2 separate regions of the Mus musculus genome follow, and region 1 is linked to region 2. Evidence: chromatin loops called from intact Hi-C (ENCODE). Cell type or tissue: left cerebral cortex. All regions are shown on one strand. Each heading gives the region's core, and the rest is flanking DNA. Links, peaks and the distances in the headings are about the cores only.

What was found. Peaks named below come from ENCODE experiments on the same cell type or tissue, not always from the same donor. Only the 100,000 strongest peaks of a DNase experiment are listed, where the experiment ranks them.
Region 1: it touches region 2 in a loop (2.7-fold over the local background); 3 of 42 quality-filtered maps call a loop at or near these places.

Annotation. Positions count from the first base shown.
Region 1 is chr6:45,318,254-45,331,241 of GRCm38, forward strand. All of the region lies in intron 1 of Cntnap2 (contactin associated protein-like 2), which reads left to right. Among named protein-coding and RNA genes, the nearest start is that of Cntnap2, 260 kb to the left of the region's middle. In left cerebral cortex, for the core only: a CTCF peak has its summit at 5,442 (motif pointing right); DNase peaks (open chromatin) are centred at 5,448 and 10,008.
Region 2 is chr6:45,651,467-45,664,454 of GRCm38, forward strand. It overlaps Cntnap2 (contactin associated protein-like 2), which reads left to right. Exons shown (of 24, transcript NM_001004357.2): 2 at 2,528-2,638. Among named protein-coding and RNA genes, the nearest start is that of Cntnap2, 600 kb to the left of the region's middle. In left cerebral cortex, for the core only: no CTCF peak of the experiment used is centred there; a DNase peak (open chromatin) is centred at 6,788.

The DNA.
Region 1 (12,988 bases), core at 2,018-10,017, 330 kb before region 2:
CATATTTTCATTTCAGTTACAAGGCTATTAAATTGTTTTGGAAAAGAATTCTAGTCTCAACTCTATGAAGTTTGACATCAGTAAAATAATTCCTATAATATAATTTAGTTATTACCACTAGGTGTCTAGAATCACACTCAGATGAAATAATAATTAAATGTTTTCCACTGAGTTTTAATCAAGAGCTGCAGAGATGGCTCAGATGTTAGAGCACGTCCTGCAGCTCCAGTTCCAGGGCATCCAAAGTACTTTTCTGGACACCATAGGTATTGCATCCAGGTGGTGCATATCTATGCACTCATATATAGAAAATAACAATAAGTAGATCTTCAAATTTTAATCAAGCTTTAATCATTTTGCAAGTGAGCAATTTTATCTTCTTTTATCATCATAATGTAATATTCTAACACAAAAAGGTGTTTCCCCCCCTGTGGCTTTTGAAGTTTGCAATAAAATATTAACCAAAATATTTGAGATTATATAAATTTGCTAGATAATTTAAAGCCTTTTATTGTGCCTTTCACTTCACACACTGCTTTGAGGAGGAAAAGTGATTATTAATAGCATTAACTGCCCTTACCACTGATTAAATACCTTTTAAAATATTGATGCTATCTTTTAATGACAAGAGAACAAAATGTAAAGTACACAATAAGCAAAAGTATTGACCTAGCAGGAAAACAAAAGCAAATAATGTGAAACTGGTTTAAAAATCTACTTAGTATTCTTCTTTCATAGTACTGGCCAAATAAAATCTTAAACATAAATCATTGCAAGGTAGAGAGATGTTTCAGTGGGTAAAGACGCAATTGGGTCAAACTGCCTGAGACAAGAGAATCATAGAGGTTCACAGGCCAGCTTGCCTGGAGCACACAGCATAGCAACAAAATAAGAGACTCTGTCTCAAAAATGTAGAAGGGCAATGATGGCACCAACCTCTGATTATTGGTCTTACCTCTACATACATGCACTGACCACTGAAGTACAAGCACACACACACACACACACACACACACACACATGTCCCACCCATGCACACACACACATGCATGCATGCACATGCACACAAACAACCATGCAAACAACCGAGTACTCACACACTTTTCTTCCTCCCTCCTCATCTCTGGTCTTCCTTTCTCTTTCTATGCAATCACAGAATTGTAACTAGAATTTAACCTTCTCTCTACTGAGGCAATTAAGTTTCCAGTTTCTCCTGTGCTAAGAATGTGGTTATACCTCTGAATCTTTGATTCAACATGAACTAACTAATTTATACTTATTTTAGTAGCTTAATAATAAGGGGAGTCTTAAGTAGCATGCTTTCAATTAGACTTTCTTATGGGAAAAAGCTAATAACTTTTCCCATAGAGTTAAGGCTTTCCAAGAAGTTTGAAGTTTGGAAATTACATATGCAAACGGACAGAAAAGGTGATGCTTGTATCAGATGCACGGGTCTGGACAGTGCCCAGATCTTGATTAAGGACCACAAGCATGAATGGAGATGTAATGAGTGTATTATACATAGCCGTCCTGCTGGGTACCTTTAGCTGGTACAGTGTGCACACAAGAATTTAGATTCTCAGGCCCAAGAGCAGGTTCTGTAATTCACTCCAGACCATCCCTACTGAACCCTTTAAATAATATCTAGTCCTAAGGTACTTCAATGTGATCTGTTTGAGTGTAAATAAGAACATGGAAATTTTATTCTTATTTTTTTTAACTTTAAACCATTGTTTTTTAAAATAATTTTTAGTTTCTTGGAATACAACAAAACCCCCATTATAAAATAAAATAAAATAAAATAAAATAAAATAAAATAAAATAAAATGAAAGATTAAACAAAGTTGAACATGGGTGGTACACATTTTCTGAGTTCGAAACCAGGCTGACTGCTCTACATACTGAGTTCCAGGACTAGGATAGTCAGAGCTACATAGAGAAACCCTGTCCAAAAAAAAAAAAAAAAAAAAAATAGTCAAAGCCAATCAGCCTGTCTTAGTGTGCGTCTTCATCCCTATCTTCAATGCTCAGGCAGTCATCATTACTCCTTCCTCTCTCTCTGCAATCACCGCAGAAAGCAGTGACCTTTGTCTCTTCCTCTGTCATGCTGTGTTTTTCTTTGGCTGTTAGCAGGAATCTGTCTTTTGAATCAAAAGCACAGAGCCTCCTCTGTGATTTACAAACTTTTATTCATCATCCATAAAGTGGTTTCAAAGGGAATCTTAGTTTTGATCCATATAGTACTTTTTTTCCAGGAACTGAATGCTGTGTTAAATATCTGAAGCAATCACTTTTGTTAATAAAGCTATATATTTCCTTGTGAATAGAAAAAACAATAAATAATAAAGCCAGTCACTTTAAATCAAATGAAGAAACAAATAATTTTAGAAGGAATGGTTCTCATAGAATTTAACTAGTAATGAATCACGTGATTTTACTGAATAAAATTATTAAATTTTGAGGTAGAATCTTGCTTTGTAGCAGAGGTCTCAGGTTCTCTATACCATTTTCTTAATCCCTCAAATGCTGGGGTTGTTGATTTGTGACAACATTCTTGGAAGTTAATTTCATTTTAATGATAAATCAAAACATTTCAAAAGTTGGCAATGCATGCATCATGCATTTTTCAAGATAAACATGGGATTAAATCATTCAAGAAATGACATAGAAACTGTTCGGCTTAATTAGACAATTTATACATCTTGTACTTTAAATAACATATGTCAGCATGATATACAAGTGATAAACAGCATAGCCATCATGAAAGTTTGTCATGAGTTTAATAGGTAAATACTTAGTTTGGCCTGTTCCCCAATTTTCTCTCAAGTCTATAGGAATTGTACTTTTAAATCTAAATACCAATTACTATATCTTCTTCTCCACAAAGTTTAATCTTTCAACTAAGGGTTTTATCCCTAATCCAAATATAGATATTACCCTCCTTTCACGTTGCTCTTAGGTAATTATCTAGATCTAGGTGTATGATGGCTAATTTTTAATTGCTATCTTGGTACAACCTATAATCGCCTAGGACAAGAGACTCAATGAGGGACTATGTAGAGCAGGCTGGCCCAGGAAACTTGGCTACAGGTTATTGCCTTAAGTGACTTAATTGTTATGTGACGACCCAGCCCCCTAAGAGGCATGCTATCCTTGGTTTGGGGCTCTGGGCTATATAAAAATAGGAAAAAAAGTTATTGGTACTAGACACGTAAGCATTTGTTCTCTCTGTTATTTATTGTGAATATGACTAGCTGCTTTAGATTCCTGCTTTTACTTATCCATGAAGATGAGTTGTGAACTCAATTGTGCGCTAAAGTGAGCCTTTTTCACCCTAAGCTGCTTTTGTTTTGCTTGCAGAGCAATAGGAATGAAACCAATAATAGAGCAAAAATGATATGGATCCAAGAGGGAGAGCTCCATCCAGATTTGCACATAGTTTACTTCAGCATGTTAATTCTACTAACATGTTACTAGGAGGTTATCGGAGGGTGAGGTACCTTCTAAGGGCCTTCTGAATCATCTGGTTTTGGTTTTTGTTGTTGTTGTTGTTGTTTGTTTGTTTGTTGTTTTGTTTTTTAAGACTGGGTTTCTCTGGGTAGCCCTGGCTGTCCTGGAACTCACTCTGTAGACCAGGCTGGCCTCAAACTCAGAGATCCACCTGCCTCTGCCTCCCAAGTGCTGGGATTAGAGGCGTGTGCCGCCACTCGTGGCTATCATCTGTTTGTTTAATGTGCCTTTTATCCAAGGACACTGTTGAGTATTCAATACTCCCCTGTCTCTCATCAACTGTAAAACTGATGCAGGAAGCAGGCACATAATTGACAATCTTATACCTCACTCAGCTGGGGAAAGCACGTGCTCCTTCTATCTGGCATCACCCTCTCTATTTCCTGTCCTAGATTTCCCTGTATTTCCTGAGTTGCAAACATTCAGAATGATTTTGATGACATCATCAGTGCTGTACCCCAGAAGAAGAAATAACAAAGTTCTTTTTGTGTGTCAAATCCTTTAGATTTCTTCGCTTGTTAATAAAATTTTATGTGACTGCAGTCACATCCATTTGTACTATTGGTTCTTTGCTTTTTTTTTTTTTAATTTTTTAGCACATGCTACAAAGACAAAGACAAACAGTCATAGCAGAGTCTGTATGGCAATAAATCTGAAACATTTGACTTTTACCAAAAAAAAAAAAAATCAGTTGTTGAATTTGGCATGAAAGACAAAACTTATAAATGTATGAAATAATATTATTGGAATCCCAATGGGCAGTTTTTCAAATTAGTTTTTGCCTGATTTAAACTCTTTCATACTCCAACATCTCTATCACTCCAGACCCCTAGATTGACAAAACCACCATATATTCTTCTTGTCTGTATTTGATTTACAGAGTTTTATGTGACAGCAAAATCATATGATATTGGTGTTTCTGTGCCTAACGAATGTCACTCCAAGGTCTTCCTACTTCATGTATATTATCACAAATGACAGAATTTCCTTTTGAAGTTTGATTTATGCACTATATATGTAAATATATAGTGAGTGTGTTTTATGCCCCTGTGTGTATGTAAATACACACTCACATTCTCTTTACTCATCACTTTTTGATTTGTGACTTTTTGATGACCTGTAGTTTGACTCCAGATTCTCATTGGGTGAACAGTGCTGGGTTGCACAGGAACCTTTGGATATACAGTGCCATTGTGGACATAAGCCTATATCATATTTCATAAAGACTAAAGCTGAAGAAACTTGCTGTACAACTGAGCAACATACCTGAAAAAAAACTATAGAAGGAAGAATACATTTTGGCTCACACTTGGAAAGTACAGACCATCATGGGGAAGATGTCATGGCAGAACAACTTGAGGCAACTTGTCAAATTGCATCCCTAGTCATGAAGCAGAGGGAGATGAACAATAGTACTCAGCACATCTTCTCCTTACTCAGTCTGTAACTCTGCTCTATGACATAATGTTCCTTGCAGCTAAATTGTGTCTTCACACTTCAGCGCCCATTTAGAAAGTTACTCACAGACATCCTGATGTTCATCTCCAGATGCTTTCAAAATGATAGTTAATATTAACCATTACAGTGCACACAATTGATGTTTTCTAATAGACTTTAATTATTCTCATAGAACACACACATTCTAGGCAAGTAGGATAATGCATGTGCTAATTTGTTTCATTTATCCATTTCAAAATTTCAACATTCAACAAAACATGATGTACACTTTAAATAGGTTCAAACTTTGTTTAATCCATCAAAGCAATATTTTTATTTTTAGTACAAGAATTTATAATAATGATTCTACATATGTCATGCCAAGATTCACACACATTAATCAAAGGTTAAAACTATCATAAATGGAAGGTTTTAAGGTAGATTTGAAGTGTTTCCTGCAGCCTTTCATGGAGAGCTTGGGTGCAGTTTAGTTCAGCCAGCAGGGGGCGCTCCAGTACACTTGGTGGGTTTTGTTTTGTTTTAAACCTGAAAGTTCTTTTCATTTTTTTTTTAATAGTTCACATGCTTTGTTTTTGTTTTTGTTTTGTCCTAGCTTTGTTATTTCTTTCTTCAACGAAAAGCTAAAGCATCTCTGGAGTAGAGATTTCTTGCTTGAGTTCATTGAAATCAGGCCAGGGGAATCATATCAAGGCTATGGTTAGATTACTTCATAGTATACATGTGACTGCCTTCTCTGAGTACTGCCTACTCCTGGCATGTGTTCCCTTTTCTACTTGTAAGATGTATGTATCATTTTTCCCCCAAAGTACTAAAAATGCATGGTATAGAAGTTTAAAAGTTATTTCAGCAATTTCTCTGAGCTTCATATTAAGGCAGCCATGTCTTACTTGTATGAAGAAGTTATAAGTCCCTTGGAAGCCTTGCCTAAAATTAACTCATCAGATAAAGCCAGCTGACACAGAAGCAGTGCTTACAGAGTTGGAAATTCTGTCATTTGTCTGTGGCTCCTTTCACATTCCTATAACATCATAAAGCTGAGAGATAAAAGCTCTTTATGGCTTCCTAGTCCAGTGGTTCTCAACCTTCCTAATGTTATATCCCTTTTATACAGTTTCTTATGTTATGGAGAGCCCCAGTCATGAAATTATTTTCATTGATACTACATAAAGTTAATACTCATACTGTTAAGGATCATAGTAAAAGTATCCCTGTCTGTGATTTCCAGTGGCTGCAGGTGACTTCTGTGAGTGGGTCATTCAGTAGCCTTAATGAATCACGACTCCTAGATTGAGAACCACTGTCCTCATAGTTTGGAATGATAGCTAGCCCTAGCCAGGTAGGATTCTAGACTCCTAACAGTCGCAAGTGTTTTAAATTGGCCACGAAATAGGATTTATTCCAGCTAAAATGAACTCTAACAGTGACAAAAACAGACTTAGTTGGGAAGAAAGAACAATTTTCAATGTAGGTAATTTTTTAAAAACTAAAACGTAGTCACATGGTAATAGAAGAAGGTTGGGGGGGGTTTCTTCAGTACACAGCTAGAAAGGGTCTCTAAAATGACAGTTTTTCAATGAATTACACATGAGAGATTCAGGAAGAAGAATGATGGAAAATGCATAATGGTATCAGGAGAGTGGAGCAGGAGGTAGGAAGAGCCTCAGATGTCTGCTAGAATTCCTCTTCACTCTGTCGGGTGGCATTTCTCCAAATGCTTGGAGTTCTCACACATTCTCAAAGTCTCAAAAAGGGAATGTAAAACAAAGAGGTCAATAAATTAAAAAGAAGTATAGGATTTCCTGAGACAAAGTAAAGTATCTGAATAAAGCACATTATATGCTCTTGGAAACACATTTTTTTTTTTACTTTTGTTATTTTGTTTTGTTTTTGTTTTTGTTTTTTTAAGTTGGGAAAGAAGAACATGGTGGATAAAGAGTTCTCAGCTACTTAGGTGGATAATAGTTTCAGTCTTACAAGAATGCCACGGCATTTTTGAGTGTTCTAAACGTGCAACTCTTCAAATTCTTCTCCTGCTCCTCCTCCTCCTTAGAAAACACTCAGTTAAAGGGGACAGTTGTTCAGAATGTGATAAAACAAAACAATACAATAACAACAAAAAACCAGTTGGATGGCTAGGCTTCTTTGATGCAGCCTGTTCCAGCCATAAGGATGCTAAGAAAGTATTTTCTAAGACCAGGGCTGAATGCCAGGAAAGGAAACGTTGTGCAAAGAGGGGAATACTTTTAAAAGTTGATAGCAACACTACTTTAAACCTGATCTTTCTCTCTCGGCTTTTTGAAAATAATTAAGGTAAGATGACCATCTCATTTTTTTATTTCTTTTTTTATTAGGTATTTATTTCATTTGTATTTCCAATGCTATCCCAAAAGTCTCCCACACACTCTCCCACCCACTCCCCCCCACACCCACTCACACTTCTTGGCCCTGGCATTCCCCTGTACTGAGGCAGATAAAGTTTGCACAACCAATGGGCCTCTCTTTCCACTGATGGCTGACTAGGCCATCTTCTGATACATATGCAGCTAAAGACACGAGCTTTGGGGAGTACTCGGTAGTTCATATTGTTGTTCCACCTATAGGGTTGCAGATCCCTTTAGCTCCTTGGTTACTTTCTTTAGCTTCTACATTGGGGGCCCTGTGATCCATCCAATAGCTGACTGTGAGCATCCACTTCTGTGTTTGCTAGGCCCTGGCATAGTCTCACAAGACACAGCTATATCTGGGTCCTTCCAGCAAAATCTTGCTAGTGTATGCAATGGTATCAGCGTTTGGAAGCTGATTATGGGATGGATCCCCGGAATTTACAGGAGGATGAAATAAATGTAAGTCTGTGGGAAAAGAGAGGATGAACAGGAGCAAACTGGAAAACCAGAGGCAAATCTATCATAACGGGCACTTGGAAAACATTCAGTTAGGATTCACTCAGCTGCAAACGCTGCCTGCTTATGTTGGTGGAGTCTACTGTGTACCTAGCAAAGCATGCCGGTTTCAACTGGTGCTGCCACTGCAGAAATCACAGCTGAAAGCTTCCGTCCATAATTAAGACATTACCTGCCCTGGCAAACACTCCCCTCACTTCACAACAAAATGATAGCTCCCAGGAAAGAAGAGGGTGGATTTTGAAAATGAATTCTCATTTGTATTTCTCTGGATTTTCTGACCTTCAGTGCACTCACTTTGATTATGCTGTGCTTTGCTACAATATTAGAAATTAATTTGAAGCACATTGCTGTTTTACTTAAAATAATTGGGCAGTACACATTAAGTAAAAATTTTAAATTTATACTTGCAAATACATTAAAGCTAATAGCATAAAACTACTGGTTGTTATTGCCAAAAGGAGAATTAAGCGTATTGTTTAATAAACTCTTTGGAAATTGCAACTGTTACCTTAATGCAACTCATTCCAATTTTCATTACCTGAATCTTTAGTATTACCAACACATATTTTAAATATCAATAATTGAGATCCTTTACCTGGGAGCTACGTAAGAAAACCTCACATACGTTTATTCCTTATAAGTTTAGACATGCACGTAAAATATTTGTGTAACAAAATCATGTTATTTTTCATATTAGTGCTTTTATGAATTTTCAATGCGTAGAGACAGAGATGTGTAAGGGAATCTGTTAGTGAGCATGGGATCTATATGCATATCAATAAAAATAACCTTTCATGTGAAAATACTGCATATGTGTTGGCCACAGAAAACTGGTTTTACAACTTTAATGGTCCCTATCAAATCCTTTTTTTTTTTTTTTGAAAAAAAATATTTTTAATGCACATCTATACAGGACTTCAAGTAGATTTTACCTGGTTGAGTATAAAATGAGACTGGAAGCAAGTTGAGCTTCTGTGCTGCTACAACATCTTCAGCACTTGAAAGATAAAACTATACATTTGAAGATACATTACCAGAAAAATATTTAAAATGTTGTATGTGTTCATTGAGATTTTGTTTCTAATTAAAAAAAAATACTAGATACTTTCTTCATTTACATTTCAAATGCTATCCCCTTTCCTAGTTTCCTCTCCGAAAAGCCCCTCTACCCCCCACACCCTGCTCTGCTTCCCAACCCACCCACTCTCACTTCCTGACCCTGGCATTCCCCTGTACTGGGGCATATAATCTTCTAGGCATATACTCAGAAGATGTTCCAAGTTGTAATAGGACAAATGTTCCACTGTGTTTCTAATTTTAATTGAGGGATTTCTCTGTAGAGTATTCTCAAGAACAAAGAAACCATACACAGCTTCTATCCATTCAGTTCATAATTGGAACATCTTATAAGCCATACTAACTTATAGGAATTCTGTAGTTACTATTCCGAGGCTAATTTGCTTAACATAGCTTCTTCTCTCAGAAATGGCTTTCTGGTATCTCTCAAATATCCCTTGCTTGAAGTCTTTACCACATTTTATGTACCATTTGTCATTATTTTTTTAATGTGAAGAAAATTTTGAGCCAAGTTTTCAGTTTCATGGTGGTGTTAAGATATGTAAAAGCCATACATTAAAAAATAATGTAATTATATTTTAACATAAGAGAAATAATTTAAAAATAATATAATGAAGTGCCATTGATAAAAGTCTAAAAGTGAAGTTGCCATTTCTGAAAGATGAGCTATCCTTTCCTTTCACCTGGGCTAGGAGAATCCACCACATTCCTAAGATATTCCTCCAAAGACTAGACACATACTTCTTGCATGGAATAAATTTGGTATTTGTTGGAACTTAGAAGACAGCAGAGGAAGAAGAATTCTTTACTATGTCTGCTCATATTTAACTACCCTAAGGCACTTTAATTCTTGTCCATCCTTTATTCCAGCAAAACTGTCTTAGCCCAAAAGATATATCTGTACAGAGCTCTCTACACTGTCAAAGAGGAAAGCTATGCTGGGAAGCTTGGGGGATGGGCTGTCAGTTTTCTACTTGAATTATCGTTATTTCACTAACCAGTTATCTTTTTCACATCCATTGTGACTAGAGAATGAGATGTGGCAGCAATCTTTGTGCAATGCCATTTGTACACTAAATTTATGCTGTAGATTTGCATGCTAAGTACCTCTCCAGCTAGAGGAACTCTCAGCGACAGCATGTTTATGCCACCATTTGGGTTTAAATTGGAATTCTAAAGCAGACCGAAGTCAAACATGGAGATGCTTCTAGGTGCTTAGCTTAAGTCAAGCATGGACTCTAGTTTGCTCCATAGGACTACTTCCTGTGTGAGGTTTTGTCAGTTCTTTTTTTTTTTTTTTCAGGCATTATCAAAATCTGTAGCTATATTTTTCCATTGTTTTAAAATTGTGTGGTCAAAAGACATTTACATTTGATTGAAATGATGTGATTTATAATTTAAGAGGAACCACAAAAGTTTAATGTAAATTTTGTATAATTCCTCACACACTCATCTTCATATTTTAAAAAAGAAAACATTGACTATGTGAAAGGCCTGTTTCACAGGAAAGAAAAACAAAAACCATTATAACCTTCAATGAGTCTCAGAGTTTGGAGCCTGATCTCTCTTCAGTGATTATAGATCAGAGTCTTATTGCTCTGAGTTTGTAGGGTTTTAACTCACTCTTCATAAAATCGCCAAGTTGCAATTTGCAGCCTCAACTGCCTTAAAATCATTTAAATAATAACAAAGGAAGTTTCTAGAAAATGTACAAACTAAAATATAAATATTTTGAGTAGGCAAAGAAAGAAAGAAAAAAGTATTCACTTATAATCCTTTACAAGCTAGCTTGCCCTCACCATAAATTATTACTAACATCTGTAGATTTTGTTTTAGAAATTTTATATATGTTCTTAGTTGTTGCAGAAACTGACAATTAGTCACAGGTGATTGTATTTTTGCTAGTAAAATTTCTCAAGTTGAGAAATATTATTTCATTTTTAAGATCTCAAATAGTGTAGGGGAATGCCAGGGTGGGGAGGTGGGAGTAGGTAGGTTGTTAAGGGAGCACCCTCAGCAGGGGGAGGTGGAAGGGGATAGAGGCTTCTGGAGGGAAATCCAGGAAACGGGATAACATTTGAAATGTAAATAAATAAAATATCCAATGAAATATGAATAAAAATCCCAACTATTCTAGAATACATACAAGAATATGTGTGTTATGTTTATTTTAGCACATTTCCCTCTTATCTAGAATATTAATACTACATAGAATAGGATCGTATAATATATTTGGAAAAAGATGCTATGTTGAACTGTGTCTTATAAAAATACACAAAGTCTTGTATCCTCCCTGCATAAGTGACTTTGTTTAGAAATATGATTTCTGCATATAATCCTGAGATGAGGTCTTTAGTTTGGCAGCATTGCTCTTATAAAAAAAAAAAAATGCCCAGAAAACAGACATGCACAGAGAAAAGACAATAGGATGATAAGGCAGAAGACAGTCACTTTAAAGAAGAGCCTTCTTTGCCACACATTAATCACCCCAGATAAAAGAAAAGCATGCCTGAACTAATTTCACTGAAGCTATTCTACTGCAATAGAAAGAAAAATGAGGCTGGACCATGTCAGGGATTCCCTGAGTACATAAGGTAAAAAATAAACAGAAAGAAATTCTCCTGGTCATTAAAGGTGTGAACACCCAACAAACATTGTTGCTGCTTCCATAATTCAGGGACAGAAAACAATGTTTTCTTATGGAATAAGCTACCTACAGTCCAGTATTTGGTTAGACTTGTCTGTGGAACTGATGTGTTACTATGTATGAATTGATCATTTTAATTCTTCGTATTTTCAGAAGACAAACCTCTTAAATAAAAGTTGTTGAAACTATAAACATACAAATAATTATGCTCCTGTCATCACAATGTCATGGGTTAGTTTCCTTGAAAAGATAACCAAAGTCTACAAGTGTTATGGCCCTGATTATCTGGGTCTTTGTCTTCATAATTCTGACTGTTGGGTTTGATACAGAATTTAGATACGTTAAAAAGAACTCCTTAGGTTGTTTGTAGGGTGTATGTGAAAGGTCTTTATTAAAACACACCAAATACATTAATCAAAAAACAAGGAGAAAAGAAAAAACAGAGATTTTCATATCCCAGAATTGGTTTCACTGGAACTATCCTCTGGTAATAGAGGGGACAGAGGAGGTGTAGCATTCTCAAGGTACTTTTATATGGAGTCCTATAGTCCTTGAGAATATTTTAATCATAAGAAGGGGAAAACGACAAGCTTGGTGCTGCACTTATTTTAACTCTGAAGCTAACTTTTAATTGAATAAAACAATTCAGGCAACTTGTCTAGAGCCCAGCTGTTGGCAGTTCACCTTCAAGCTTGAAAGTCCGGAGTAAATGCTCCTTTGGCTTCAGAACAACTTAATTTCCCTTCTGCAAATGTCTCTTTTAATGAAAACAGCCCATGTCTTACCTTCTCACTTCCAGCTCTTAAATGTCTCTCCCTACCCTCTGCCTTTCTGGTCTCCAGCAGAGATGCAGAGAGATGAAAAAATGAACTTGCAGATTTTAAAAAATGAGGTCATTTTTTTTTCCTCAATGTTAATTTTAATGTCCTATTTTGGAGGTGAAAGTATGTTTAACAATGTTTGCAGAGCACTCTTAATTTATAGGACAAAAGGCAAGCAGACACAGCAATACATCTACAAACAGAAGTGTATTCCAATTTACATTGCTCATTCTCTTACTCTATGTAAAATCTATCCTTAAACCATCCTTCTGTATAATTATTCTTACCCCCACTTAATGTTTATGTTGTCAGGGAAAGTTTCTCTAGGGAGGTCGTTTGTGTTAAGTCAGCATGAAATGCATGAAAATATTTAAACTATTAGAATAACTCCATCATTTTATACAGTGCCAATGAATAGAAATGTGGTCATGTTTGCTGCTGTCACTATTGTATACTTGGATAGTATACATTGCTGTCAGTTCACTCAGCATCTTTGAGAATTAGTACATAGTTAAAAAGTAGAGTTAAAGGACAGTTTACACTGACATTTGCAGAATGCTCTTGTGTTAAGG
Region 2 (12,988 bases), core at 3,323-11,322:
TGTTAGAAACTAAAGTTTTCTACTGTCTTATAGTTTAAGTCTCAATCATAAGAGAAACTACCAGATAAACAATCAAAGACTTAGTTCCCATAGGATAGCAGCTTGGTTGTAGAGAAAATGAGCTATGCAAAGCAACGAGTGAAAGTATGTCGGTGTCAAATGCTTAGAAGAACCTAAGGCAGGATTAGAGTGCTGGAGAGAACAGATGGGCAGCCATGCCTGTCTCTGGGCATGCAAAGCTACACTGAGCTCAGACAGGGAAAGAAGAGGGTAAGCCATAGGACATTTAAAATGTCAAATGTGAACTCCCCTAGCAGGTGATGCCTTGACATTGAAAGAAGAGGGCAGAAGTCATTGCATCTAGACAGTATTGGAGAAGAAGTTGAGGGAACCACTGTAGGCTCTGGAGGACATTAAACCCCAGTCCTAGTGATTGAAAGCTGATACCAGGTCACACTCTGACATTTCCTTTGCCTTGAACATTCACTCCGGTTGAGCTGAGTCTGCAGTGACTCTAGAGCACTGGATAGTTATTTATTTCTTGCTATTCAGCTGTATACATAGCTGAGATTTAAATGAACAGATATGCTACTGTAGATTATTCTTTCATTTCTTACTTTTCCTAAGGATATATCAAAACATCTGAGAAAATGGCATATGTATACAATTACATTCTTTAATAGGTTTGCTGTATAAGAAATTTGGATACAAGAAGTTTGGTTTAAAAGCCTCATTTCTCAAACATATTATAAAATGAAAGACTCTATATTAATTGTCAAAATGTATATGTAGCTTGTCTTGTTCTGGAGTGACATGAGCATTTGTTTACATATACACATCTATTTTAACTAGATTCTACATATTAGAGAGCGCATAGAGTTTTTGTTTGTTTGTTTGTTTTGTTTCTATCACTTTGTTTTTTTGTTTTGTTTTGTTTTGTTTTGTTTTGTTTTGCAATCATGTTGAGGTTCCAAAGAAGAACTGAATAGGCACGGAGTTATGAAAAGGGAAATAGAACTAATGTCTTCTAGTTCATTCTGTATCGTGAATTTTTCTTTGTTTTGAGAATGGCTAAGAAAATAAAACATAGTCAGTACTGAAAGTGTAAAATATAATGAGAAGCTCCATAGCTTCTGTTGCAAATGCTTGTTCTAACTTTACAGAAGTGCACTCATTGAGCGACTTTCGGTCTGGTTAATTTTAGTGTGTAGTTTTTATTTATTTGCAATAATCTAATAATCAAATATATAAAATAAAAAATAATTTCTCAGTAGCTCCAGATTCATACTGATCTGAATATTGATAGATTTCTCTAGTGTAGACAGAGCTAGGAGGGCTGAGAAGATTGTATTATAGCAACTGCAGCTGACTGCTTGAATTAGGTCTATGGCTATGGAGGTGAGCGATCAGGACTTAGGACGGACCCTTATGGCAAGCAGGATTCTGGTTGCACTCTCCCTGACAGAGATTCACTGAAAGGAAAATGAAAAATGGGTCCTAAGCACTAGAAAAATTTATAAATTAGGAGATTAAGAATATCCATGAAAGAATCAAGAAGCAAATTCTAAGAAGAGATGAAATTTTAAAATCCGAATGGTATTGTAAACACCCTGTGTAGAAAGCAATACAGATGGATATCAAAGCAGAGACTGGTGAATTTTTAGATAAAAATTCTTTTCAAATTGGCTGTTATTCTGGTTCTCCATTATAAACAACTATTTCTTTATTTTTTTAATAAGAACATCTAACACATGACCTTCTATCCTCAATATTTAAGTCCCCAAGATAATATTATCTACAGGCTTCATGTGATACATCTAAACTCTGGTGCTTATTCATCATACATTCTGATATTATACACTTTGGTTAGTGACTTCTACTTTCTTGCTTTGTGTACTGTTACTGGAATTCTTTCTAATTTCTATTCTTCCCGTTATATTGTTTCTCACCTTCTGTCTCTGTGATTTGTAAACATCTGAACCTTTTGGACAATGCCAGGTACAAAAGCTAATAGAAATAATTGGATTCTACGTGTGATCCTTAAAGACTGAATTTGAGTTGTGGCCCTCTTGAAACAACGTTGTTGTGCAGGCTACTATATCAAAAGTCAGAACTGTATAACTATTTCTGAGATTTATCAGGACTGGTACAACTTAGATAGTTAGATTATAACTTTTGGTGAACTATTTTATTGATTTATTGATTGATTGATGGGTGGATTGTAAATCTGTTCTATAGTCAACAGTTATTTTACTTACTTATATTTATATATATGCATGTGGGTACATGTACGTGTGCCTGCTAGTTTCTATGTAGACCTTAAATGGAATCAGATGTCATAGACCTATAGCTAGAGGTGGTTTTGAATCACCCATTGTAAATGTTGGACATTGAACAAGAGTCCACTGTAGGAGTGCTTAAATACTGAGGCATTTTCCATCCCCTTGGTAGTTATTTTAATAAGCATAACCTAGCCATTGTCTAAAGAGCTTTAGTGAAACTAGTTCCTTCTTATTTTTTTTTTCAGAAAAATGTGATGAGCCTCTCATCTCTGGTCTTCCCCATGTGTCCTTCAGCAGCTCTTCCTCCCTGTCCAGCAGCTATGCACCTGGTTATGCCAAGATTAATAAACGAGGAGGTAAGAAACATTTGATTCCTTTGTGGCTAGAAATATGTTATATTTGTAATTTGTCATTGACACATATATTAACACAACAAACATTGCTAGTAATGTAAAATGTAAATCCATGATTTAAAAAAAAATACCAGAGCTATCTTGTGTGTGCGCACGCGTGCTACAAATTAAGCAAGGTAAGTTAATGTGTATGACATTTGGAATCATCTTTGGCAAGATATTCAAAAGAACATAAACATTGTTAGTTAAAGAAATACTTTTTAGTCCAAAAAATACTTAATCAAACCAGATGTTTTAAAAAAGTAAGTCTTAATAAATAACTCTCTATATAAGTAAAAATGCATTGTAAATTTTATATATGTATATTGAATGTTTATATATGTATATTGAAGGTTTATATCTGTATATTGATGTGTCGCATGATATAAAAAATAAGGCACCATCCCATGCTAATGCCAGCTACTCTCTGGCCCCAAAGGTCTTGCTGCCTCCAAGGCTAGCCCCATGTGTTGACCACCCATCTCACTGTTCTCTCGACATGACATGAATCCTGCTTACATTCCCAGTCATCTGCCCGCTGTGGTTAGCTGTCACAAATCCCTGTGACCCGATAAAATCAAAACTCTAGAGGCTTGTAATTTATCAGTCAGATTTATATAAGTAAGTTCTCAATCCATTAAATTCTGGCACAATGAACTCAAACCTCAATTGATATATAGACAGGCTATACACCTAAATGGGGCAAATGCACCCTACTTATTATTTAATCATCTATCTAAGAAATCCCCAATACTTATAGCTTATTTTGGTTCTGGCTCCTCTTCCTCTCCTATGGGTCTCACCTTGTCTCCTCTTCTCTGTCTCCCTGTACTCATATCTAAAACTCTCAGCCTGCCTTCTTTTACAACTACCTAATCACAGGCTCTCACCTTATCTTATGCCTGCTCTCACCTGCAAATATAGACAGCAATCCATATTTCCCCCTTTTGTCAAGTTAAAAGGCTCTTTCCTCTCAAATATAAATTGAACACAACTATTACCATTTTGTAAATTATAAAGTATAAGATACACCTAATGTCCAGTCCACCATTTTTGTCAAATTAAATAGAACACCCTGTAATGTATCTTAATGTAAAAAAGGCTTCTAATTCCGTATCTGTTGTGTCCTGGTTTTACATTCATACTATCTAAAAACTATCCTCTTAAATATATTCTCCTGCAGGCAGGAGACAGATCTTAGTAACTATCATAGATTTCTACCAAATGAGATTATGGCTACACAATCAATTCTAACTATTATCTCCCTGTTCAAATTATAACCATTTCTAATTTCCTCAGAAAGACAATCCTAAAATAACAACTTCCAGCCACCAAGCCCAGAGAACTGGGATGATGATTCTTCATAACTACTTCCTACTGGATACGGTCATTGAGATATTTTTGAAGCATAGGAGATGGGGAGAAAGTGTAGTTCTCATGATGTCTGTGTCCTAACTGGATCTGGCTGAAAGTCCCTGAAATCAGGAATTCAAGCAAGTCAGTTCAGAATGTCTGATGATGAGACTCACCAAGTCTGTGTAGTCTGTAATATACAAATCTCAAAACAGTATATTTTTTTGCATTATCAAGATATCTGTATGGATTATATTAGTCTGTGTAGGGTGTTCAGACTAGTTAGGATAAAATTCTGCTCCAATCATGTATTCATTCATGCCATGTGACAAATGGCACAAAGAATATTTTTGTTTGATTCACCTGAATTTATATTCAGGTCATCTACCTCTATCAAATCTGATCCATATAACTCTGGAAGATGTGTATACACTAAGTACCTTTTCTAGAAATGCAAAGACAAAACCTTTCTCCCAAATCAGCATATCCTTCAGTCTGCAACCACGAGAGCTTATATCCTGCCTTCTCTTCCAGAGGAATAATAAAACAACCAAAAACCTCATAATCCCACACATTTTGATACTAAAAACAATGCAAAATAAATGAAATACTAAACAAATACTGTATGAGCCTATTTTTAAGCCTGTTCTAATTTGTCATGCCAAGGAATTAATCCCAAATTCCCATGGAGCCCACAAACAAAGAGTATGAGTTTCCTGTGGACTATATTATACTATCTATCTGTTATGATCTTTACCTTGGTTCACAGACTTACATTTATTAATACCCTTTATAATATCTATCTGTTGTGTTCTCTGCCTAGAGCCACAGACTTCTGTTTTATTAATACCTGTTATACCATCTATCTGTTATGCTCTCTGCTTTGAGTCACAGACATCCATCAATACCTGTTCATAGTAGGCAATTATCACTGCTCTCTACTTAGGTATCATTAAAATTTCCCTATTCTAGTTCTGAACGGTGGATGAAATTCCCCCACGTGATTCGGGCAAAGCTGAATATAAGTCTATTCTAAATGCAAATAATCCCAATTTTATAAATTCACAGTTCAATCAAAATCTGCCCCAAGAAGCAGGCAGCTTCCATTCTCTGGCTCTTTGACTCAGAGCAGCCATCTTGTCTCCTTTCACAGCAGGGGACCTTAGAGGCCCTGTGTTTCTTCTTTCAAGTTTCTCTCCCTGGAGCCACCCAGTGACTCCTCATCTCAGAGAAACAACCTCTTCCCTGCTAAGCTAAGAACTAAATCTCAGGCTAAGAATCTTAAATTTCTAGTGGATTCTTGCCTGTCCCCTGGATGCCATCTCTAGCATGAAATAATTTAAAAAGCACCCCTGCTACCGCTGGCAAGGCACTGGCAGTCTGGTCAGTCTTTCTCAGCTCCACAGAACCTGTCTCAGAGCTCCAAAATCACTAAGTTCCCATGGTGGGCTGTTTTCCAAATTCCCTTGATGGCTGGGGTGCCCTGTTACCATACTTTTTCTCTGGAACTCAGTTGAGTTGCTGCTTGAAGGAAAACACCACACACACTTAGTTTAGAATCAACAAGTATCACAAATGCTGATCGCAGCAACTAGCATCCTAATTTGTAAGCTAAGTTAAAAATCCTCCAGCAGTAGTTAGCAGAGGATCTGCCCCCTGAATCAGGGCCTCTGGCTACCTGCATTGTCCTGGTGCTCTCCCTGTAAACCTCTCTAAAACTCTCAGCCTGCCTTCCTTTTCCACTGCAAAAACACGGGCTCTTGCCTTATCTTGTACCTGCCCTCACCTGCATATAGAAAACAATCCACATTGATACGAAAATAATTTATTTGAAAATATACAATACAACTATGAGAATTTCCATAAGGATTTTGTTTTAGAACTGTATAAAAAGTAGCTCTGTATTTATTTTTTCACACTCTGGAAATATTGGTGAAATCACCTGGGCTCTAATACCCTCTAGTATTCCTGTTCTATTCGGAATCACAGGTTTCAAAGGGCCCTAGGCTTAGGTCTACAGTTACATTAAATTTAGTGTTTGGAAAGAACTCCATCACTTCGTTTTCTCAGCAGACATCCCATAAGTTCTGGCATCTTCAACATCCTTAATTCTCCATTTCAACTTGGTTTCACCTAAGTTGCTCCTTGCCGTGTCTTCTTACATCCTTATTGCAGAAACTCCAACCTTGCCACACATTTCTTGCTCTGAGCTTTCTGGAGCTTTATTGCAAGCTTCTATTATCTTCTCACCCTTTTACTTTGTATGCCTGCAGCCCCAGCATGCTATGGCGATATGGACATGCTTTGTGCAAACTGGAAATACATTTGGTATTTTTCCACCCTACTTTGGTGACACATGTGTCATGGCAGTTGAGCTAGGAAATTAATTCCATAGGTAGTTGGTTTTGAATAGGGAATACCATCAGCAGATTTACTAACTCAGATTCTCTTTTCAAATAAATTTGCATTTTCACAAATCAAATCTTTAAGCTGATTGAGTCTTCCTTCAGGATGCCTTTGCCATCATACCAATAAAGAATGTGAAGTTTCTCCTTAACAGCACTAATCTCTCTAACTACTACAATGACTTTTCCACACTTGCCTTTCCTTTAAACTTACTCATATTGCTTTGTTTTTGTAAGTGTGTGGTTTCAATATTTCTCCTTGCTTTTCCTGCAGAGCTCAGAATTGCGAATTATAACCATTCTACAGCCTGGCAGAGTACATTGTGTGAACTATCTCTGAAATTACACCAACTCTTTTTTGTAATTATGGATTTTTTTTTTTTTTTACTTTCCCCTACTCATGTACAAATTTAACTTCACTCATACTCCTTTCCTAACACAACTGCACAATTAGGTTCTTTGGCTCCACTTGCTGGTTGTTTTTATTGGGAGTCTACTCTCATGGTGGCAACTGTCTCTGTCTGAGCTACATAGATTGCCTCAACACTTCTTAATAGTCCCACTTTCAATGTATTATCTATCATCATGCTGTTTCCAACTCTTTTTGACTGTTACAATTGGTTTTCCCAAAGTAGGGAAATGTCTTAAGAAAGCTCAAGTGGTGAGATACAAGCAAAGCAGGGTGAGCAGTGAAGCAGAACAATTGGAGGATGTGAAGGTTGGAAACTGTGGGGAACTTGGAAAGACTGGCATTGCCATGCTCAATCATTCTCTACCTGATTTATTTTGCATTTACTAAAAAATGCCTTTCAATACAACTGGGTACTTGGTGACTTGACTAACTGTGACTTTTAAGGATTCCCTCATCTCTACCCCCTCAGTGCCATGCTTAAAGTCACATAGCATCATGTGCAGCTCTGATCAGAGCTAGGGATCTGAATTCACATCCTCATGCTTTCGTGGTAAGCACTTTCTCCATCTACCCATCTTCTCAGCTCTCATACATTTCTACCTTTATTTTTTTTGTTGTTGTTTTATTGAGAATAGATTTTTCTCACATAATGTATACTCACAGTTGTCTCTCCTTCTACTCTCCAAGTTCCTTACCACCTTCCCTCCCACCTGAATGCATCCCCCTTTGTCATTCACTGTAAAAAAAACAGGCTTTGGGGGTTAATTATAAAGGAAAACAAAAAATAATATGAAAAGAAAAACAAATACATCAATTTAGGACAAAACTCACTTTGAGTTCTTAAAGCATTTATTCATTCCCTTCCACTGCTTGTGTTGTCAGAGAGTTCCTTAAGGAATTTATTTCTTCTCTAAGGATTTCTATCATACTCAAGAAGGCTGTTTTAAGGTCTTTTCTTGTGCTTAAGTATGTTAGAATATTCATGGCTTCCTGTGATGGCATAGCTGGGTTCCAGTGGAGATGTATTGTCCTGAATATTTTTAATTATGTTTTTATGCTGGTGTTTAGTATATAGATTTAAGATTGCAATTCTAGGTGAAGATGTCTGGTCTTGTCTTTATTGGGTAAGTGTTTGACTCCTTGGATTCTGTTGCTCTCTCTGGTTCATGGGAGAGCTTGGTGGCTGTGTGTTTCTTGGTAGGAAATACTTCTGGGAAGCTGATATGTTTTGCCACTGGGGATTCAAAGTAAAATGTATTTCTAAGTATTAGGAGTGGATTATAGGATTGATAATCCTAATCCAAGGGCATCTGCAGGAGGAAGGAAATCAGGTTGTTCCTCTGGGATCTGTTAGTACCATGGGAATGGAGCAGAAAGTGAGGAGAAAGGTCAGAACAGATAGTCTTCCCAGGGCTGGGTATGAGTTTGGGGGATTGGTCTGGAACAGAAGAGGGAAGAAGATATGAAAGTGAAGATCTGAAGCTTCCCTGCTTGCTTCATAGGCCTCCTTGCTTCTCTGGCAAGCTTGCCTGGTGTGTTCCTAGTGAGTGACCCCTGGAGCTGGCGGCTGGAATGGAAGGATGAGAGAGAATAGAGTTTGGAGGAGGTCTGTGTGATCAGAGATGAGAACAGAGAGGAGGGGGCCCAAATGGGGTGAGAAAGATGAATTAGATTTGGAGGGGAGGAAAGGAAGGCAAAGATCTGTAGTTAGAGTGACTGCTTGCCTAGCTCTAGTGACCTTCTAGTTCCCACTCAATGTCTTCTGAATTTGGGAACTGGAATAAAAGGAGGTTTGGGAGGTAGAAAGTTTAGAGGGGAATATTTGTGTGATCCATTGGAGATGGATGCAAGGAAGTAACAGTGGCTATAGCAGATGCTGGCCCCCAGGGCTTCTCTCCTGTTCCTCCCTCCAATACCTCATCATGTTTCCCTTTTCCCCTCCTTGTCCCTTCTCTCACTCAGGTACTTCCCTCCTTTTGCCTGTTCCCCTGATTGCTTTTTTCTCCCTCCCAAATAGGATTGAGACATCTTCACTTGTTCACTTTGGCTTGTTAATCTTTTTTAGTTTTGTGGGTGGTATTCTGTACTATTTTGGTAATATCCATGTATTAGTGAGTATATGCCATACAGGTTCTTTTGAGTCTGAGTTACCTCACACAGGATGATATATCCTAGTTCCATTCATTTCATGTGCCCAATAGAAATCTTAGATGATGGAGGAAATGGGTGCCTTTATAATGTTACCTGTCTTAAAGTGAGCTACGGTTCTTGATTTTTGTTAAAGGACAGCAAGGGCAATAATTGATACCTAGCCTTGATGTAGGGAGCCTGCTCAGGTCATTCCTGAAGGTAGCATTCCTCATCACTCACTAACCTCTTCTTCCTTTCACATGTCTGTCACTAGAGGGTTTGAACAATTTCTGCAGTCTCAATCAAGCCTTATCCAAAGTCCCACCTGCCTCTATTCTTGAGTGTTTGCTGTTTAAGAAGTATATTTCCTTACTCATTCCACTCCCAAGCCTCTTGCCCTGAATTATATTAATTATAATTTTGAAATGTCTCATTTTTTTTTGAGTTCTATTCATTCCATTCTGTTCATTATTTGTTTGTTTGTTTCTCAGACAGGATGTCAGCATACAGCCCTGGGTTACTGAAACTCACCATGTAATACAGGCTGTCTCTCAAAACCAGAGAGATCCAACTGTGTCTCTGTCTCCACACTTCTTCTCCTCCCATTTTCAAACTTAAATAATGAAAGTGCCCTTCACAAGAAATAAAATCCAATAACAACTGGTGGCCAGGATATGGGATGGATGTTTCTATATTCTTGGTCCCTTATTCAAGAAATTGAGATACAGACTCACACTGATATAAAAGGTAGCAGGGTGACATTTTTCAACACAAAGCAATAGAACAGGCCAAATACACTGTCAAGATTGACAGTGAGCCATGTGAGGGAAGGCTCACACAGACTGTAATTTTGTGGCTTCTTTTTATGGAGTTCAAGAGGAGGAACAGTTAGGTTGGTAAGAGTGATAGTGTGGGTAATTCTTTATTTTGATTGATATATAAAGTTATATAATATTTTTTCAACTGTACATGTACTTTCCCAAAATTCATCTGATTTTAATCACATATCCAGTTTTTGATAGGAATCAGACAGTGGTGATTCCTCCCTAAAATATTATCATGAAGTACCCCATTTGCCGTAGTGTGTGTGTGTGTGTGTGTGTGTGTGTGTGTGTGTGTGTGTATCCCAAGCCAAGTGGAATCCCAAGTTCCTAAATTAGTAAGCCACTCCCTATTCTCACCTGTCTCAGAACTATAGCTGATATTCTATATGGGGACATGGTGATGATGGCTTCCCCTGATGTTGTTGCTCTGTGTCAGTAAGATTACGATTGTTCTGCTCTTCCTCTACTGTCCTAGATCCACTCAAGGCGTTCAGAAATGGCCAGATCAACTGTCTTCTTAGGTTTTATTATTAAATTATTTCCATAAACTCTTTATATCAAGACCAAAATCATGAAATAGTTGAAATATCTTTGTGAGTTTCCCTCCCACGTCTTAATCTTCTATTCCACTCTAGTTCTGTTTCTTTCCTTACTCTTTTAGTCTTAGGGACTTTAATTGGCTTCTTTCTTTGTCTGCTTATTGATAACTCATTCTTACTTTAGTAAAACTTCACTGTTCTTGTTCACTGTTCACCATTTGCCTCTTAAGAGTTGAAAATGTGAAGCAGAAAGTTCAAAAGGACTGATTTTTTTAATGTGGAATTTCAAGATATTTTACATTCCTATTTGGGGTAACTATGCTTCATCATCAATATGCCCTAGAGAATAAACCTGCTGGTGCCTTCTCTGAATCCAGTTGAGCAGGAGCAAGAGGGTGTTAGATCCAACAATGGATAGAATAAGGTGTCAGTAAGTTGATTAAATTCCCTGCAGTTCACTTCACTGATTGCTGTGATTATTATATAATTTATCATCTAAACCAAAACTTTTTGATACTGAAATAGAATACAATCTGTGATTACTATAGGATAAACCTGGAAGTTTGATTCCACATGTTTTAAAATTGAGTCACTTACATTGATTGGCAGAGCTATTGTAATGATTATAGGGAATACTCTACACACACTGGTGTTGCCTTGAAACATTAGTCTCTTTCCCAGCAATTATCCCCAACTATTAAAGAGAGTATTATGAATAATAATTTTAAGTCAATGAGCGAATGAAATACATAACACTATAACACAAATGCTTCCCTAGAAGTAATTGCTATAGCTTAAGTATAATTTACAATTTAAGTAGTTTTAATGATTTTTGCATAATTGGATTATGAATTAAACTTAAAAATTTTCAATATCCTTTCAATGTATTTCAATTCCAATAAAAGAGATTATGTCAGAAATACACATATTATCTTGTTATTACGTTAAGGTCATCCCAGTGTGATTTTTGAGAAAATGCAGGTATGTACATCTATTAAAGCTATTAATCTCAAAAGGAAGTAATAGATGGCATTGTTTTTTCTTACTCACTGTATAAATTGCATTTACAAACTTGACTCCTGTATTTGTTTTCCAGCTGAGAACAAGCAACTAATTCTTATTGTGAATTTTAGTTTATGTTTTTTCATTTCCCCAAGTACTGATGCACGTGAGGCAACTGCTCTACCATTGAGTTATGTCCTCAGACTTACTTTATCCATTTTTATACAAATTTTATGCATTTTTAAATTTATTCACAAACGAACATAAACTGGGACTTTGTCACCACTCAGAAATTTTCAAAATTAAAAATACAATGCATAAAATATTTGCATCACTGATACTTGTTTAAGGTCACAGAATTTGGAAGCAACCAGTCCATGAGTCATATCTGGATAGAATCTGCCCTGAAAACTTACCAATAATATTGTTGGTATTCTCCTGCATTTTATCATGCTGGGGGTTCAATATGTTGTTTTTTCTCAAGATACAAAACAAATCTTCTCTCTTTCTCTCTGTCTCTGTCTCTGTCTCTGTCTCTGTCTCTCTCTGCCTCCATCTCTGTCTCTCTCTGTCTCTGTCTCTGTCTCTCTCTCTCTGTGTCTCTGTGTTTGTGTGTCTGTTGATGGGGGTTTGTGCGTATTATTTCAGTGCCTGCAGAGGTCAGAATGTGCTATGGATCACCTAGAACTGGAATTACAGGCAAATGTGAGCTACTCAACTTGCATGCTGAGAACTGAACTAAGGACATCTAGAACACGGATGTGCACTATTACTTACTAAGTTATTGTTTCAGTACCTTGATTTTGTTTTCACTATAGAATTCTGGACTGGGTTCTTCACTGTATCTCATAGAGCTCTTTTCTAAGACTGCTGAAGCTCATGTGAACTATGAACACACAAACAGAATCACATATGCAAATATGTATGTATATGCCTTTTGTCTTTAAGGTCACCTGGACTGATACTGTATTACCTAGTCCTGTTCTGAAAACTCAGAACATTACTCAGCGTCAGTAGAATCCATTTTTACTTTGCAGGATCTTTTTACAACTTTCATCTAAACACTATGAACAAATGAGGAGTTTAGAATATTGTATGTAGCATGTTAACTTCACATTGAATTAGCAAAGAAATAAATTCAAGTACTTGCTGACATTGAAATAATTGAGTAAGTGCATCTTACATATTCATTAGTATGAACTTGGATCTTTACTTTACCCCAGGAGACAGTTTTAAACATATTTCACCATTGTTCAATTGCCAAATTACTTCAGAAATGAGAAACTGAGTAAAAGAACTGCCAGACTTTATCATGTATGAACACTTATTTCCTGTAACCAAATTTGACTAGAACGCCAATGTGTTGTCCTTCCTGGCAAAATCCCTGATGATTTGGCCTGTAAATACCACTACTTCCCAAAGTACATCAAAATTATATGAATTAGAAGAACATTTATATGTTTTTTTTTTTAATTTACAAAATTTATCCATAGAGAGAAGTTTTGAAGCAACTAAGAGAAAAATGGGCAGCCTATTTTGCTTTCATAGTCACTTGGACTCCCTGGCAAATACCTTGAAAAGACGTTTCTCATGCTTAGTACTTTGGATTTTGTTAGATGTTCTAAGGTTCTTGGGAATTATCATCAACC